Linked DNA regions of Homo sapiens: region 2 is linked to region 1. A link is an interaction called in ENCODE POLR2A ChIA-PET data of the cell type or tissue named here. Cell type or tissue: A673. All regions are shown on one strand. Links, peaks and the distances in the headings refer to the core of each region. The heading gives the core; the rest is flanking DNA.

Region 1 (5,509 bases), core at 315-5,314:
GGGCCCAAGCCATCCTCCCCGTTCACCCTCCCAAGTAGCTAGGACTAGAGGTGTGTGCCACCACACCAGGCTGATTTAAAAAAAATTTTTAAACATTTTTATAGAGACAGGATCTCACTATGTTGCTCAGGCTGGTCTCAAACTCCTGGCCTCAAGTGATTCTCCTGCTTGGCTTCCCAAAGTGTTGGGATTTCAGGCGTGAGCCACAGTGCCTGGCCCAGAATCACTCTATAGTGTGAGCCAATTATTTCCTTTTTGCTAAACCCATTAGTCACTTCTCTGTGTCTTAGTCGACCCCCTCAGTGGCTTCATTATTATTGGCCATGTCCTTGTTTCTTCCTGGGACCAACTTCTTGCTTTGACCAGTCTTTTTCCAGGCTTGGCCAACCACCCTACTCCAAATCTGCACTTTTTTTCCCCCAGGCAGTCTAATCTAGAGCCATGGCTTTAAATATCATAGATATGCAGATGATCCCCAAATATGTATTTTCAGTTCTGACTGAAACTCAACTCCAGACTTAGCCATTTGCCTGTTTGACATCCCTGCTAGGATGTCTAGTAGGCATCTCAAAATTGACATCTAACTACCAAGGTAACCATATCACATATAATGTCTTCCCAACTGAGACACTTCAGAGTGAAAGAGCAAGAGCGCCCCTGATACTTTGTCAGGACAAGAAGCATAAACTGAAAACTCCAAGCGTTTCCTATCACACTTCAAATGAGATTCTGCTCCTTAGATGGACCTGTGCTGCCTCTTTCCTCTTGTGCCACTCTCCCAATCACTCAACCCTGCTCCAACTGTACTGGCTGCTATTCTTCTTGAACAAACCTTCCTGCATGACCTTGGGTAAGTGACTTACCCTGAGTCTCCTCATCCATAGAAGAGTGAACAATGGTACTTTAGAATCGTAAAGCACTTATATACAGAGCTCCCTATAGGAAGTGAACAGATTTGGATAGTAAGGGTTACTTGCATTTGCTGAAGGAGTGAAGAGTGAGGATACTGCCTGCATTTTCCATAATTTTTTCATTATACTTAAGCCATGTACAAATAGTGCACAGATGTTGTCAGTCAATTGTTTGGCTGTGCATTTGTTACAAAGTTCAGACTTCACAGCTGAAAGTGAGTCAGTTCTTTATCTGGGTATGTTTATCTTGGAACAAGGTTCAGAAATGGAAACTTGAAACACCACCCCTAAAATTAGTACTAACCATCACCCACTTTCCCTTACAGGCAGACCTGGATCTTCAGAAAGTTTTCTAAAAAGCTCCATTTATTTCAAATGTATATAAATTAGATAATTTTGAATTAGAACACTTTATAGAGAGGTTTTCATAAATGTCCCCGAATTTGTTGTTAGTACTTATTCCTTTTGGCCTGTCAGGTAGGGGTGACTTCTCTTATGCCAATTCATAAGTAATCCTTCCAGTTCACAAGGTTTAAACAGAAGTCAGAGCCCAGTTAATAAACCCAGACTCTGCCATTTGGCAGCTGAGTGGCCTCTCAGCTTCAGTTTCCTCATGTGTAAAATGAGGAAAGTAATGAATGCACATGGTGTTTTATAAGAGTTATAATAATGGTCAATTCTAAGCAAACTGACCACACAAGTAGGCTCCAACTCTTCTTTTTGGATGAGTAATACTTGATTCTCAAAGACAGTAATTTATTCCAAACACAAGATGAAATTTTCTCCAAAAAAAAAAAAAAAAGGTATAGAAGTTTGCTAATAGTTCACATAACACTAAGCTACAGAATTCAGACCACAGTAGAGTGATGTTTCATGGCTAGTAGTGAGAAAGACTGGATTTGCTTCCTAACATGAAATGTGGTGTATGAATATAAATGTATCCATACCTTGAATTAAGGAAGCACTTGTCCATTTCTTAGAAGTGATTCACTTATAAAGTATCACACTGATATGCCATTTAATAGTATATGAGTTTTTGAAATAATGGTTCAAGGTAAAAGTTACCAACCTTATTAAAATAAATATGATTTATATTTTATAATATGGCACATGAGTCAGAATTTATCTATTTAGAGATAACTTAAATACAACACAGAAGCTAAGCAGGTTCTTAAAATTACTGGTGTCTACAAACTGCCTGAATTTTTGTCTTTGCTAGTTAGTTTCACCCTGCACTGCTAGAAAGAAGCAACAACAGTCAGTATGTCATTCTTCAACATTTAATGGTGCCACAGGGTTAAATAATGGCCTTACTTTTTTGGCCTGAATTTTGCCAAAATTAGCTTCAAACTCTTTTTTTGATCCATTTAGATTTGCTAGATGTCCATCCTTTATTCTGTAGCCTGAGGAATTCAGTTTCCTTATCCTGTACTGTACTATCTGTGGTGTTAATTCAAGAACCATTGGCGTCTCTCTTATCTGAGCTATGGAAATTCCTTCTCTCAATAATCCTTGCATTCTCTCTTCTAAAACTGGAACAGAATAATATAAAAGGGCAGGACATTTCAAAACTAATTGCTTCAGGTCATGATCTGTGCATTTAAAAGCATTTTTAGAGAAGGAAATACTATTCTGTATACTTCTTGGGCAAAGTTGAAAAAGAAATCCTTTGAGTTTGGATAGAAGCTGGAGAATTTCAAAGCTGGTGAAACCTTGCTCCTGGAGAAATTCTAGTGTTTCCTTTATAGCTGTGGGAGAATTTAACAAAATAAATGGGTTTTGGCTTAACAATTTTAGTAGCCAAACTTTCATGTTGGCCTCAGAGCCACCTACATCTAGATAACTCTCTTGGAGAATTCTTACCATTTGCTTATTCTTCTCAACAGGATTATGAAAAACATTAGGTGCAGCTGTCAAAAGTCTGCTAATGACCACATTTTTTAGTCCCAACTCTTGAAAGAACTGAACATTCAGCTTCTGGTTCTCTTGGTCTTTAATAGTAAAGAAAGATTCTGGAAACTGCTCTATTAACTTGATTAACTCTTCCTCATTTTTGCAGACCAACTGCCAGAGTTTTCTCTGGGTGTTAACAGCGGTTGGACTACAGACAATTGCTTCCGGGCAGCGTTCCAAAATACTGGCTACAGCAGTCTCATCGGCACCTAGTTCTTGTAAAATATTCGCAATTTCTTCAACATAGGTTTCATCCTCTAAAAGTACCCATCCTTTTAATCTACGAATTTTCCTAATGTCAACTGAACATTTATAGAGCTTTTCCACTGTTCTTGTATTTTCTTTGCTCGACTGTTTATCAGTTGTATAGGTGAAGCATGCTAAGAAAGGTCTGTATTTTGGAGGTGATCGCATCTTTCTGAAAGAACACAGCCTGCAGGACTGGGATCTCAGCAGCAGCTTCCACAACATGGCTGCAATCTACTAGCTAGTTTCCACCGTCCTGGGACTTAAATGGACTCATTCTATCTGAAAAAAAGAAAATAAAGGTTTTTAGTATAAGGGTGTTGACTTTCAGAACACATACACTTACAAATTTGAGCTGTTGAAGTCTGGAAATAAAGTGGATTTAAATTAGACAAGAAAACTGCTCATGTGGAATATTTTTAAAAATCTTCCTAAATAAGGATTGCTTGAACCCAGAAGCCCGAGGTTGCAGTGAGCTGAGATTGTAGCATTGCACTCCAGACGGGGCAACAAGAGTGAAACTCTTAAAAAAAAAAAACCTCCTAAATAATTAATTGAATTGTAATACACTTCTCCACAACTTCGATATCTTATACTTTGTAAATACACTGTTGAGTTACTTCCATTTTACAGAAGAGCAGCAAGACCAAAGAGTTCAAAGGTTCACAGACCTCAAATGTTATTTTCATACAAATTCCCTTTTCCACAACTGTTTATCTTTTCTTTTAGGAGGCCTGTATTATGCACACACACACAAACATGGTTTTTTGAAATGTTTTACATTATTAAGTTGATGTTTACCTGAAGCAGATACTTAAAGGGGGAAGAGGGGAAGGGTCATCTCTAATTTTATACGTTAAATATTTTGCTGAATAACTATCACCCAAAATGGGCCAATTATTTTATTTTAAATGAGTTAATAAATGGATTTTTTTGTTTTTAGAATTATGTGAGCAAAACTCCCTTTTATAAATCCAGAATTAGAATAAGTTGTAATTCCAGCACTTTGGGAGGCTAAGGTGGGCGGATCACCTGAGGTCAGGAGTTCGAGACCAGCTTGGCCAACATGGTGAAACCCCATCTCTACTAAACATACAAAAATTAGCTGGGTGTGGTGGCACATGCCTGTAATCCCTAGCTGGGTAAAATGAAAAAATGCCACATGACTGTTCCCGTGGTGCCATGGGAAATCAGGTCAGCTGTGGAATGGTGACTGTACTTTCAGAACAGTGTAATCAGCTATCCACTTGACATGTGTAGGTATCTTGAGATGGCTATACTGTGTCTGACACATTAACAGTCTTTGCCTCTATAGGGGCAGCAAAACACCTCCATCTTCTTAGGGTCGTGGCAGGACCCGAGAATTAGACATAAGATACATTAACAGGAGAAAAACATAAACTTTTTTTTTTAACTTTATTTATTTTGAGACAGAGTCTCTCTCTGTTGCCAGGCTGGAATGCAGTGGCGCGATCTTGGCTCACTGCAACCTCCACCTCCCAAGTTCAAGTGATTCTCCTGCCTCAGCCTCCCGAGTAGCTGGGACTACAGGTGTGTGCCACCATGCTCAGCTAATTTTTATATTTTTAGTAGAGACGAGGTTTCACCATGTTGGCCAGGATGGTCTCGATCTCTTGACCTCGTGATCTGCCCGTCTCGGCCTCCCAAAGTGCTGGGATTGTAGGTGTGGGCCCCCACCCCTGGCCATAAACTTTACTTAATACAAGTTCACATGGCATGGGAGCCCTCATAAGGAATCAAAGACCCAAAGAAGCAGTTAGAGTCAGTTATTTATGTACTGAGTTGGACAAAAAATAGGAAGCTGCGAAGAAGCAACCGAATTACATGGGGAGGTCTAAAAGATAAGTTATTTTAAAAAGGACTGTGCAGAAATCTTTTGGTATCAATTTCTCATCCTTGAGGTTAAGGATGTTATTCCTTTTGGTATAGGGAGGGTGTCTTTCACATGGGAATTTTATCTGCTTTTAAGAAACAGAAAGAAAGATCTTACACCTGCTATTTTTCAGGTGCCTTTAATTCAAAATGGTCAATATGTCAAAAGTGGTATAATGAACTCCTTCACCACTATTTCTTTTGTCTCTGGTAATGAAAATACATCTGGTTTTAGTACCTAAGAGTGTTGTAAGTGTCTCAGCCTTGCCACAAAAGTGTGTAGTACGGCTCAATTTAGCCTGTTGGCAGCCTTCCCTCACTCTTTACAGGTCTGAAAGAAAAGAAGAAAGCAGCCATTTCCATCCCTGACTTTAATTTAAACGCCCTTGCCAGGTATGCTGGGGACTCTTCACTTTCAGCCCTGTCTTAACTAATCCAAATAAATGATTATTCTGTTAGGAAAGTTAGGTAACACCCTTTCCATTTTGGTTTCCCATTTTGATTTA
Region 2 (5,509 bases), core at 270-5,269, 260 kb before region 1:
CAGCAACGAGGCCAGGATTTGAACTAGGTTATGTTTGAATCCAGGACACCTGACCTTTCCATTCAGTTGTTTTCATTATCATTAGAGATTCACCTAACTCATATATTCTACACCTTTGTGACCTTTAAAGAGTTCTACAATTATTTAACTAAGATTTTACTTGTAATTGGATGGTCTGGGTACAACAAGGGTTTGTCAGTATTTACCTTTGCCTAGAAATTTACATGCATTAGGAGACTTGACAATGTCTTCGTGTATTTTAATTTTTTTTATTTTATTAAAAGACATTTTGAAAACATGCAAATAAAGGAAATGATCCTAGATACATATTTTTCTTAGCTTTTCTCAGTATTGTTTCAACTTGATGATATTGTTCCAAGTATTGTTCCAACTTGCAAATTTAAGTTCACTAATAAGGGTTCCATGAAAAAGCCACAGCTTTAAAGAAAAAAAAATACATATATATAATTATTCACACACTATACACATCCCTCCATCCACTAACAAACTACTGAGATGTATGGTATAGTTTCCCTTTTCCTCCAACCTAATTATTCATGTATGTTTTAATCATTATAGCAACATTTTAAAAAAGCAAAAACAGAAAACTAGAGCATAAACTGCTTCAGAATGTATTTATATGAAAAATACACACTTTGAAATTTCTGGGATTAAGTTAGGCCCAGGGGTAGCAAGAACACTTCTAAATCCCAGCCTGCAGCTTCTCAGGTACTGGAGACACAAGGATAATTCAGCACAGAGCTCCCATCCCACAGGCTTACATCAGAAAGCTGACAGATCTCTGGGCTTCATCCCATTGTTCCATGGGGTCAAGACCAAAGGGACTGGAAACAGCAGGGTTTGGTCTGGCCTAGCCCACCCTCGCAGTTTCTTGTAGAGAAAAAGAGATGTGTGGAAAGAACCATAGGAGAAAACAGTGTCTGCGTCTTCTGAGTTACAGAGTCTTCTGGTGCTTTCCTGAAATTGAATTTCCCGGAATTTCAGGGTAGTTTGCAAAATACCATAAGCAGATGCATTAACAAGGCATAAAAGGAAATACAGTGAAAGGGTTTTAACAACCCATGAGCTAACGAGTTGATTGGATTGGATTATAGGCATCTCGAACAGTGATCCACAGTGCAGACATCACGTTCCAAATGCTGGAAGACTGGAGGAACGTGGACCTGAACAGCATCACCAAGCAAACCCTTTACACCATGGAAGACTCTCGCGATGAGCACCGGAAACTCATCACCCAATGTAAGCTGTCCCACCAGGGATTGTTGTCCTGTTTTTATTTTTAAAAGAAAGAAAAAGTGTCTTAGTAAATACCGAAGTGGCATCCCCACCCTGTTCTTCCCAGCATCTCTTCCTCCTTATTGTTCCTTATTGTTCCTTTTAAATGAGTCAGTCCAGAAGGAAGGGCTGATTGACTTGAGAGGACATGTGTCAACACTGCTGGGTAAAGAGTGTTCTGGTGCAATTGGGCAGCATACAGTGTCATGCAAAGGGCCCCACATGTGACCTGAATGCCAGCCCCGGTTCCATGGAGGTGGCATTAAATATGAGAACAAAAGCTTATTGCCTCTCTCAGTGTATGTCAGCCTGGGGTCAGCTGGATATGCTGCCTATTTTTCATTTGAGGGTCACGACTCAGCCCACCTATTGGTAGGTGAACCTTTCAATCACGTTAAATGTCTGAGAAGCAGGTGGATGGTATTTTACTTCTGTGAATATATGTTCATGTCCCGGTGAACAAGGGCTTCCAACATGCAGACTGCAGGTATACTGCTCCAAATATCAACCCCATGTAGGCAGGATGTTTGATCTTGGTACTAAAGCAATATGAGAAGGCCAGAGAACAACATCATTGTTAGCACATCCCTGCTATTCCTCAGATGCCCATCCCAGCTGACTGCCCAGGGCATCCCCCCAGCCCAATAACCCTGGATCCATAGGCGTCTACAGGCTACCTCCATAATTAGAGAACATCAGGTCAGGAAAGGTGTTGAGAGCATGCATTCCCATGTTCTCAATGGGGTGAGGCCCAGGATCCCAATAGTGACACTGCTTGGGGAGCTGCAGAGAGGCTGTCCCACCAAGAAGAGGGGTCTTTCTGAAAGCCCCAAGGCCCTTCAGATTTCTTAGTATATGCCTTCTGCACTGCTGTCTTGAGGGAATTCTATTCAGCTACCCAGTCTAAACTTGAGGTGCCTTTAAACAAAGTTCCCTAAGAGGGTCCTATTAGAGATCTCTTTCCCATTAAGCCCTTTTCAAAAGCAAATGTAACAGCCGAAATGTTTGAACATGTGGACCTTCCCCAGGGCTTCTTTCCTGGCTTAGCCCAAACCTCACTCAGGCTGTTACTTCTTCCTTCACAGCTGCCCCAAGCCCACTTTTCCCCTGGTAAGAATTTTAGAGATCATCACTAAAATAATAATTCAGCTTATTGACTGCCTATTCTAAGCCAGCTCCTGTGTCAAATCCAATACATGCACGGTCCCATTTAATCTCCACATCAACCCCATGAGGAAGACACTCTTATCACCCCCACTTTACAGATGAGAAAACTCAGGCTTAGAGAGTTGGTGAACCTAACTCAAGGTCATGCAGCCACTAAGCAATAGAGCTGAACCCAAGTCTGGTCTCACGTCTAGTCCCAGCTTCATCACCAGGCCTTAGTGCTGCTCATATTGTATTCATGTGCACAGGAGACAAAAAAAAAAAAAAAAAAAAAAGGAAATATGGGTGAGTTTTAGAGGTTCCAGGATCTTTCCAAGTGCTTACAATCATCCTTCCTCTTCTGCTTTTTCCTGTCCCCTGATGGAAAGTCAACAGAAAGCATGGCCCTGCACACCCTAATAGCACTGGGGGTACCTTTGATCACTGTGCCCCTAGGAACTCCCAATGGGCCAGGCACAGAGCAGGTGTCCAGCAAGATTCATGGAATACCAAAGAGATGAGTGGAAACCCAGAGTTAACCTAGTTCTTAGCTCTGCAAATCTTCCTAGCAGTGTTAGACTCAGTTCTCTTCCCGCCTCAGCTCCTTTCATGAGGGACGAAAATGTGAACCAGACTCATAAGGAAAAATACAATCAGTATTGCTTGCTTAAAGGACCAGGCTCTGAGCCTTTGCTGGAGCACCATGGAGGTCACTGCTGCCTCTCTCAAGAAAGAACCTTCTGTGGCTTTCTCTTCAAGTTCCTTTAGGTCCAGGGCAGAATGGTGCCCTTTAAAGCTGTGATTGCATTCTTCTTCTGGGGAAGTAAATGCTGTGGTTCAGTTCAACCCAGCTAGTCCTTACTGAATGCCTGTCCTAAGTCAGGTACTGTATTAGATGCTGGCCAAAGGGCAGTGAATAAAATGGACACATCCCTTCCCAACATGGAGCTTACAGTTAATGGTAAATAAGACCTCAAACATGTATTTACAGATGTGTTGCATCTTACCAAAGAGAACAATGTCATGTAATACAGTGCTGTGAAGGGGGAATTGAGAGAGGGTACCAAGCCTCAAGGCAGTCCAGCACATGTGCGTCAACCCTGTACCTCCTAACCAGACAGCTGGGAAGTCCCTGACACACAGGGAGTTGGACCAAAGGTCAGCTTGAGCAGGGCTGGGACAACTGTGTGCAGTGCTCTTCTTTCCTCACAGCCAGCTGACAAATCTGCAAACTCTTGCTTAGGGGGTTACCATCACCTCTGTGATATAGATCTCAGCCGGCAATGCTCAGCTTACCTTAGATTTTAAAAGTGCACATTAGTACTTAAGCAAGCTGATTAGAATGAGTTATAATTGTAACTGCCCAAGGTCTGCTGGGCATCCCAGACCCATGTCCAAGTTCTGTTGGCTGGGATCCCTGGGGCTGGGATGCCCAACAGACCTTGGTTCAAACCTTGCTCTTACACAGCTCTTACACAGCATGGGGCTGGATGCCCAAAAGACCTTGATTCAAACCTTGGCTCCAGTACACTGTGACCTTGGTTTCCATTTCTGTAAAATGGGACTAAGGTGAAGGGATTAAATGAGACTATCTGTGCCACATGCTTGGTACACAGTCTAGTGTTAGCATAGTGAAGTGGTTAGGAGGCAAGCACTTGAGTCAGGATGTGTTTGAATCTTGTCTCCGCAATTCACTAGCTGTGAAAGAACAACCTTTGGAAAGTTACTCATCTTTGTTTGTCTCTTTCTTCACTTGTAAAATGGAGGATAATAATCGTACCAACCTCCATGGGTTGTTCATCCATTCAGTCAACAAACATTTGAGCATTCTAGTGTTATGACCCTCTGGTCTCAGAATCTTACTTCTTGTAGCAAGCGTCAACTAAGTAAAATAGAGCAAAGTGTCCAGTCCTTTAAAATGAGAGAACAAAAACTGCTCAAATGAAAATGAAAGAAACGTATGGATCTTGAATTGTGGTTTGATTTATTGATCTCTGCATACAGAAACACAAAAATGTGATGAAAAGAGATGTTTCAAACTAGAGATCACCAGAGCCATGTTTCTATTTTCTAGAGCACTTCATTGATTAAAAAGCACTTCCAGCCGGGCGTGGTGGTGCACGCCTGTAATCCCAGCACTTTGGGAGGCCAAGGCGGGCGGATCACGAGGTCAGGAGATTGAGACCATCCTGGCTAACACAGTGAAACCCCGTCTGTACTAAAGATACAAAAAAAAAAAAAAAAAATTAGCCGGGTGTGGTGGCGGGCACCTGTAGTCCCAGCTACTCGGGAGGCTGAGGCAGGAGAATAGCGTGAACCTGGGAGGTGGAGCTTGCAGTGAGCCGAGATTGCGCCACTGCACTCCAGCCTGGGCAACAAGGCGAGACTCCATCTCAAAAACAAAAAACAAAAAACAAAAAAAAGCACTTCCAGATTCAGTTATCTGACTTAAAGTGAAGACAGGTTGTAAAGTGGTAGGATTATCTCTCTAATGAGGAAACTGAGGGGCAGAGAGACTGGTTCACTTACTCAACAAGTATCTATTAAGCACCTACTACATGCCACACAGAGAGGCTGCTTGCCTGATACAGTTGTGGTCCAGAAACATTTGAATTATCACATGTGCCCTACCCTGGGCAGAGAGCAAGAGAGCAGCAATGCCTCACCCATTAATTCAAGCAAGAATTTGTTGGGTAACAACTATGTCACAGATAATGCACCAGCTAATGAAGATATCAGACAAAGAACTAGCAGGGAGACACACATGCCCACCCAACTATGCCACAGTGCCATTAGTCATATAATAAAGGTAGAAAACCGATAATAAAGTGCTATGTGAGTGCAGAGGAGGGGTGATCAGTTCTGCGGGCAAGGGGCATGGAAGGTTAAAGGGATTTCATACCAGGGCCATTTCAGCTGGGACATGAGGAACCAAGTAGTGGGAAAAGCCTGAAAAAAAAAGACTAAGGCTATGAAAAAAGCAGGGCTTGCTGGCGGAATGGCAAGTAATATGGGATAGCCACAGTTTAACATGTTCACAGGCATGGAAGATGATCTTGGAAAGGTA

The links. ChIA-PET counts read pairs that join two places held together with the same protein. Peaks named below come from ENCODE experiments on the same cell type or tissue, not always from the same donor. Only the 100,000 strongest peaks of a DNase experiment are listed, where the experiment ranks them.
Region 2: POLR2A ChIA-PET joins it to region 1 with 6 read pairs; 2 of 35 experiments call an interaction of 5 or more read pairs at or near these places.

The regions. Positions count from the first base shown.
Region 1 is chr12:106,975,380-106,980,888 of GRCh38, forward strand. It overlaps MTERF2 (mitochondrial transcription termination factor 2), which reads right to left. Exons shown (of 3, transcript NM_001033050.3): 3 at 1,898-3,392. The coding sequence starts at 3,335. The coding sequence ends at 2,178. Among named protein-coding and RNA genes, the nearest start is that of MTERF2, 9.0 kb to the right of the region's middle. In A673, for the core only: no CTCF peak of the experiment used is centred there; a DNase peak (open chromatin) is centred at 3,022; H3K27ac peaks cover 1,127 bases.
Region 2 is chr12:106,714,285-106,719,793 of GRCh38, forward strand. RFX4 (regulatory factor X4) reads left to right here. Exons shown (of 18, transcript NM_213594.3): 11 at 1,116-1,260. All of the region lies in intron 1 of LOC100287944 (a long non-coding RNA gene), which reads right to left. Among named protein-coding and RNA genes, the nearest start is that of RIC8B, 58 kb to the right of the region's middle. In A673, for the core only: no CTCF peak of the experiment used is centred there; no DNase peak of the experiment used is centred there.